2 separate regions of the Homo sapiens genome follow, and region 2 is linked to region 1. A link is a loop called in an ENCODE intact Hi-C map of the cell type or tissue named here. Cell type or tissue: MCF 10A. All regions are shown on one strand.

The links. Peaks named below come from ENCODE experiments on the same cell type or tissue, not always from the same donor. Only the 100,000 strongest peaks of a DNase experiment are listed, where the experiment ranks them.
Region 2: a loop joins it to region 1, with 23 times the contacts of the local background. A loop is called at or near these places in 8 of 110 quality-filtered maps.

What each region holds. Positions count from the first base shown.
Region 1 is chr2:177,798,115-177,802,114 of GRCh38, reverse strand. All of the region lies in intron 9 of PDE11A (phosphodiesterase 11A), which reads left to right. Among named protein-coding and RNA genes, the nearest start is that of PDE11A-AS1, 130 kb to the right of the region's middle. RefSeq lists an enhancer at 3,825-4,000. In MCF 10A, a CTCF peak has its summit at 2,373 (motif pointing left); no DNase peak of the experiment used is centred here.
Region 2 is chr2:177,907,717-177,911,716 of GRCh38, reverse strand. All of the region lies in intron 2 of PDE11A (phosphodiesterase 11A), which reads left to right. Among named protein-coding and RNA genes, the nearest start is that of PDE11A, 160 kb to the left of the region's middle. In MCF 10A, no CTCF peak of the experiment used is centred here; a DNase peak (open chromatin) is centred at 1,526.

The sequences.
Region 1 (4,000 bases):
GTACTCTTTTTCTATGTGCTTATTTACCATTTGGATGTCTTCTTTTGTGAGCTGTCCAATTTTTTTGCCCACTTTTAATAGGATTGCTTGTCTTTTTATTGTTGACTGGAAGAGTTCTTTATACATCCTGGATACTAGTCCCTGGTCAGATATATGTATTGTCAATATTTTCACCCAATTTGCAGCTTGCTTATTCATTTTTTCATGGTGTCTTTTGATAAGATTTTTTCATGGTGTCTTTTTAGCTTTGATGAAGTCTAATTTATCAGTTTTTTAATTTAAAGCTTATTGCTATTAGTGATCTAAGAAACCTTTGCCTACCCACAAATCAAGAATATATTGTACTGTTTTCTCCTCTAAAAGCTTTTTTGGGTTTAGCTTTTACATTTTGCTCTATGATTCATCTTGATAGCCATTGAGGTTCATTTTTAAATAAAATATTTATCATTTATTAAAAAGTTCTTCTTTTTCCATGGGATCACTTTGGCACCATTGTTTAAAAAATAAGTGTTGGCCCATTTCTGTTCTGCATTCTTTTCCATTGATTGTTGATTCTGAGCTCTTGCATTTAAAAAATATTTATTAACTCCAATGTGGGCTTAAATTCTGCTATTATAATTTGAGTTCTTTTGAAACTGTTCCACATTTTAACCATCTCTGTTGTTGTCTATATATTCATTCACTGAGTAAATGTTTGTTGAGCTTCTACTTTTTGGTAGTCACCATTCTCCATACCGAGGACTCAGCAGTTAAAAATCAAACAGTATTCATATTGTCATGAACCTTATATTCTAGTAAGACAGGCAGTAGACAAGTAAACAAATAAATTAGCAAGATAAATTTATTATACTGTATCATAAAGAAAATAAAGCAGGATGTTTTAATAAAAAGTGACTAAAAATATGGGGCTACTGTGGATACATTCAGGAGAGACCACCCTGAGCAAGTGACAGTTGAACTATGTTAACTCATTCTTCTGTTTGTTTTATAAATTTCATTCAAACATATTTTGCCTATATGGTTTTCTGATCCACTTTCAATGATGCTCTTTCTTCTTGTATCTTTGAAGATACTAAGCATAAGATTTCTAAAAGGTTGCATGCATGAAACAATTATCAGATGTATTAAAACATTCTCTCTGGGTTTTTAGGGTGCTTCTCTCCTTCCCTTGGACTGCAGTGTTTGCCAACAGGCAAGACTTTGGGGTTGCCCCTGAGCTCTTTTGTGGTCCACTTATGTCCTGTTGAATCTCCTTGGTTAGATATACAAAAGGGGAGCAAACTTATGTACTAATATTTAGTTACTAGGCTGATTCTCAGCATCTAGCATGTAGACATAGATCTAGTGTACTCCTGCTAGGCTGAGATGGAATATTCTTCCCCCCATCAGGTCTCAGTGGATTCTGGATCCCTTATGTATAGAAATATGTCTATGGGTCTGGTTCACCATTATGTGCCCAGTACCAGCAGCACACAGTAGGCATGTAGGAAATGTTTGTTGAGTGGATCAAGTATAGTAAAATACAAATAAAAATCATAATTAAAGTACAAGAATCTCAATCCTCAGCATACGCTGCTACGAGGGTTTTTGAATGAACTACAGTTAGGTGATTAAAAGGGCAGGCTTTAAAATTAGACTGTTAGAGGCTGGGCACGGTGGCTCACACCTGTAATCCCAGCACTTTGGGAGGTCAAGGTGGGAGAATTGCTTGAAGCCAGGAGTCTGAGACCAGCCTGGGCAATATAGCAAGATCTCATCTCTACAAAAGGGAAAAAAAATTAGCCAGGCATGGTGGCATGCACCTATAGTCCCAGCTACTCAGGAAGCTGAGGTGGCAGGATCCCTTGAGCCCTGGAATTCGAGGCTGCACTGAGCTATGATCATGCCACAGCCTGGGGAAGAAAGCAAGACCCTGTTTCAAAAAAAAAAAAGAAAAATTTTTTTAATTAGACTGTTAGGATTATTCTTAAGGTTTTTTTTTAACCTTTGTTCTGAGACTATTAGGATTTTAATTTCAGCTGTGCTACTTTTTTACCTGTGCATCTCAGGGCAGGTCAATTTCTCTGTGCTTCATTGTTCTCACTTCCCAACCTTGTGGGATTGTTAATAACGATGAAGTGAATTAACGCCAGTAAAATCTTTACCACTGTGTTCATATAATGTCAAAAGTAGTAGTTATTTATATTATAACATCCCCCACCCCCCACCATCATACAGTGCTTTATTTGCAGTGACTCTTTCCCACAAGATGAAAGCGAATACTTCAAAAACAGCTACCATTCAGTAGAAGGTGAACTGGTTAATTTTCTGGTTAGCACAGATCCTGGGTCTCTGAATGAGAGCTCAGACAGTACAGAAAGGAACACTGCCCTCTGGAGACTGCTTTCAGAACAATGCCTTCCCATCTTCTTTCAGACCAAGGGGGACTGCTTCATTTTGGGGGTGGAGATAAAGCATGGTTAAGCTACTAGTTATTTTTCTGAGTCCAGCTGCATCTGCCTTATACTTGGTGAAAATTCTTCTCATATTCTAGTAGTAGGTTATCAGTTTTAGTTATTGATGGTTTCTAGGTTTTCATTTAGGTATTCTGTGGAAAGTGGGAGAACTTACATGGAGAATCAGCCGTGAGGTATCATTTTTTAGAAATAAACTTTATATTTTATGACAGTTTAGATTTACAGAAAAATTGGGAAGATAGTACAGAGAGTTCCCTTATACCTCATACCCAGTTTCCTCTATTAAGATATGGTACATTTGTTATAATTAATGAACCATATTGCTATATTATTATCAACTAAAGTCCATACTTGATTCATATTTCCTTAATCTTAACCAAATATCCCCTTTTTGTACCAGGATCTCATTCAGGATACCCTATTACATTGATTCATCATGTCTCCTTAGACTCTCCCTGGCTGTGATACTTTTTCATACTTTTCAATTTTGTTGACCTTGACAGTCTCGAGCAAACTGGTCAGGTATTTTGTAGAGTTTCCCTCTATTAGAATTTGTTCAATGTTTTCCTCACGATTACACCAAAATTATGGGTTTGGGGGAGGAAGGCACAGAGGTTAAGTGCCATTTTAATCACATCATATCAAGGGGACATACTATCAAAATGACTTACCATGATTGATGTTAACCTTGATCGTCTGGTGGAAGTAGTGTTTGTCAGGTTTCCCCAATGTACAGTTACTCTTTTTTCCTCTTTCTACACTGTAGTCTTTAGAAGGAAGTCACTATGCACAGCTCACACCTAAGGAGTGGGGAGTTATGCTCCACCTCCTTGAAGAGGAATTATCTACATATATTATTTAGAATTCTTTTGTATGGGATATTTGTCTCTTCTCTCTGTTTATGTGTTTATTTATCTCAATATATTTATATACTCAGGATATATATACACCAATATTTGTTTTACACTTAGGGTTATATTCCACTACTCCTTTCTTCATCAGATATCATTTTATACCAGAATCCAGTAAGGTAATTTTTTAACAGCAACAAAAAAGAACTTATGTGTATGCACAAATGGTGCTTCTCTGCAAATAGTCTGCAGGGGAGTCTATGTACTACTTCTAATAATTATATCATCATTTAAATATGTTTGAAACACTTTAATGGAAACCATGAGATTTGTAAGATAAATAATCATTAATGTTACGAATGGATCACCTATTATGTGCCAAGAACTCGATTTTCACCAAAACAGCATAGAGTAGACTACGACTATGTAAATTTCATAAGCTGTAGTACAATCTCATGTGATTTCAGTCTAATAGAGGACAGAGATAAATGAAAGTATGATTACTGCCAAGTGTAACGAGCTCCAAGAAAGAGGTAGATATGTTAGGGGAAGCATAGAGGAGGGGGCATCTTGTTCAAAGTCAGACATAACTGCTTTGCATAGAAGGCAATTTCAGAGTGACAGGTAGCAGTGAGCTATACAATTTCTAAAGACAACTAGCAGGAATGCTCCATGGAGAAGGAAAGTCATAGG
Region 2 (4,000 bases), 110 kb before region 1:
AGACGGGGTTTCACCATGTTGGTCAGGCTAGTCTGGAACTCCTGACCTTAAGTGATCCACCTGCCTCGGCCTCCCAAAGTGCTAGGATTACAGGCATAAGCCACCGCGCCTGGCCCCATTACAATTTTTAAAACAATGTTTTATATTTATTTGTATCTTTTGGAGACTGTTTTCTTTGAAAAGGGCGGAACACTGGTGGAAAAAGGCATGCCTTAGCCAAGGTCATATATTTTGGTATGAACTAACAAAAGTCATTTATGATTCTGATTCTTAAAATAAAAGCTCCATCTTTCATCTTTATTGAATTTGTGTAGAAACAAAATTGCAGTGAATGAAGCTATACCTCTGGAAGCAGGGCTTTCCTCTGGAATCTCTGGAAAACTGCAAACTCATTTAAAAATTATTTTTAATATTATATTCCTAAAAATGCTCTGAAAGTATTTCATCGTATGAAAATAATGTGACTGCTTTCATATTTTGATATGTTATTTTCTAAATTACTCTACTTGAAGAGTTTATTCAGCATTTGAATCACAACTGTCTTAAAACATCCCCAGTTCCAAATCAGTGGGCTCCAAATCAGTGAAGCTTTATCATATAGTTACTGCCTGAGGGCAGAAGTGACTTTAAGAGTCCTGTTTTCAGAATCTACACAAAGGGAGGAGGTGTTATCTGTAGGTGGGAAAACCTTTTTTTCACCTGTTCATTTAGCTGACAGTGATGTGGCTCTTCAAGCTGTTTTGCCTTCTACAAGTAGGGTCCACGAACGGGATGGCCCCCTTCACTAAGATTCTCCAGTGTAGACCCCCGGCATTCTTCAATGATGTATAATTGGACCAGACCACACAATGGGGCTTTAATAGCCTTTCTCTGTGGCTTGCAAGTTTGAAAAGGCTGGCTACCTACTGTCTTTTTTTGTGTACATTGATAGAAGGCCCAGTGCTCAAATTCTATGCATATTAGTGATAGTTTAATGAGTTTCCAGGGCTAAAGTGACTTTTTTACACTGTTTAATGATTTTCAGTTTAACTCTCTTTCTGAGTGGGATGTTGTAAAGATTAATTAGCCAATGTTCATAAAGTGCTTTCAAGCCGAAAAGTGCTGCACAAGCGTGTACAGACTCATTTGCTTCTTAGTCATTAAGGCTTTTTAGACCTTTGGCATTCTGAAACTACATAGTGAAGGCCAAATTAGTTGGTTTTTTTGGAAATGAGGGACTTCAGAAAGAGCAGAATAGCAGAATAGAGCAATATATATATGTGTGTGTGTGTATATATATATATATATAGAGAGAGAGAGAGAGACAGAGAGAGAGAGACATCTGTAACACTGGGACTGAAAAAAAAGATTAAAATATTTTGTTTTTCATTTTCTATTTCTACACTGCTTCAGTTTTTCTTACTGCCTCTTTTCAAAAATGTATTTGCCTGCTTCTCCTGCACATTTCTTTAGAAACTCCATAGATCATACTGTCATATGCGTATACATTGTGCAATTGAGTCTGACCCCAGAGGGCTGAATTGTCATGCCAATGAATGACACAGGGTAGAACATTTCCTACATTAACAAAGATTCTCTCTCAGTGTGCAATGAGTCATGAAGGTATAATATTGTCTCCATCCACAGTAATGTTTGGCCAATATATACATTGGAGGTTACCATGATTCAATTAAGCCTTTGATTGAGGCTGACAAAATACAAATTGGCTACCAATGACATAAAGAAGACCTAAAAGAAACCGGAGACAAAGGCAGATAATCTACCAAGATTTTGATTGGCAGCTGGCTTTTTAGCAGCATCAGTTGCACTTGATAAGGGAATAATATGTTTTAAGTACTGAGAGAAAATAAGTGTAAGCCTAGGATTGCATACCCAACTACCTTACCTTTTAAGATTGATTATAAAATAAACATATTCATACAAAACTAAAAGCATTTATCACCAATGCTAAAAGATACTCTAAAGGATTGTCTTTGGAAAAAAAATAAAACTATATCACAGAAAGAAGGAAGGAGGTGTTGGAAGGAATGAGGAGGAAAAAACTGGTACACATGTGGGTAAATCTAAACAAACATTAATAATAACAATAGTAGTAATGTCCAATAGGGCCAACATTTGGAAGGCCTTAACAGGGAGTTGAAATTTGAACTTTAGCCTGTATTTTTGTGAAAATATTGAAGGAATTTGAGCTGGCTAGTAATCCTCTCAGGGATGTAGCTGAAACTAGTGGTAAACTTGAAAATAGTAATGGTGTCATGCAATTTAGTGTACGGGCTGCATATTAACCCAGGGCCTGACGGGAGAAGGCAGTCGGGCGGCTCTTGTTAAATTGAGCTGATCTGTGCATTCCCAGTACAGTGAGTTGGGTGTTCATTTTGCCATTTGCTTTTGTTTGGATGCTGTTATAGGAGCATTAACTTGAAAAATTGGAGTACACAAAACAAGACAGCAGGAGTCTCTTTTGCCATTCAAAATGCCATGTTAAATGCCTTGTAATTGGCTTAAAATGGCAGAGTTTTTGTTGTTTTTCATCTCCACTAAAGGATAAGAATTGGAAGTATATTGTGATATAAGGAGTTTGTTACATTTGTATGAGAAAATTTCATGAAAGTGACATTTGCTAGATGTGTAAAATGGAGGAAGATTGTGGTGTTGCTTTTCCTGAGGTTGTGACAAGTAAATACCATTCATCTGTCAGGACTAAATTGAGGGGTGCTTTGTCGGACACAGTGGGGTAGATGAAAAGAACTAATACCGATCTGATTTGCATGCTTTCTTGATAGTACATTGTACTATTCATGAAGAATAGCTTATACTACTTGGAAAAAGTATTTGCAAATTCTAAATTTTTAGATTAAAAACTAGGTTTAACAGAAACAAGATTGGATGAGGATGAAGAGATTTGTGATTGACTGACAGTTTGATGTTGGGCTGTTCCTAGGCTTCCGGGGACACTGCAGTGTTCCCACTGGGCTAAGACTGGAACCTCTCTAGCCATGTGTGGAACACAGCCTGGTTCCTGGTCCCTGATTCATTTTCCACGCTATAGCTGGACGCACACCACAGGACCCTCACCTGTGGGCCCAGCTTTGCCACAGCCCCTATCTGTGAGCAGTTCTGTGTCTCATTAAAACATAGTGCCTCACATTTCATACCTGATGGGCCCCTTCCTTTCTTCTGCCATTTCCCTCCCTTTCACTACCAAGAGTATAAGCTGATCCTTAAAGCTCCACCTGGAGGCGAGGGCCCTGCTACCTGCTGACAGGCTCAGTTTCTTTTCTGCCCCAACTTTCTACTCTGGCCTTCATAACCACACTCTGATGCCTATCAGTGTGGTCTGCTCTCTACCTAGGATTTCCCTTACACCATCTGCTAGACAAATTGCCCCCTGAGAATGGTTGCCTTGTTATCTCCGGAAACTGGGTTTTGCCTGCTCTACCAGAACTGCTTCCTGCTTCTGCAGTCTCCTGTGACTGCTCATACACTGGAATAATGGAGTGCTAGTCTTAGTCATCTATCTTGCATTGCAGTTAACCAGACTATCATATTAATTGTATGAAAGATATGTATGACTTTGGGAAGCTGGAGAATGTAGAAGTTAAGAAGGTAGATCTTAGGGTTAGGCCACTTGGATTCTAAATTAAGCTTCTCCATTTGCTATCTAGGTGACATTGTTAAGATTTGTAAAGAGTCTGATTTTACTATACAGTACATGCAGGCTAGCAAGTTAGTCTGCCACAGTCTCATGGATGCTGACAGAAGACATGAGACTCCTGGATCAGTGACAAAAAAACAGTTTATTACTCACAACAATAGCAATAGTTTGAGCATCAGCATTTTTGCTGGTTCCCTGACCCCAGTAATAGCACATATAGTAGATTGCATGACAGCAGAGGAACCTGAAATGTAAGCAACCCAAATCTTTTATAATGAACGGTGAGCCTGCCTGACCTCTGTCTAGAGGGAGATATTGTCTTTATTATACTGGATAGTAAACACT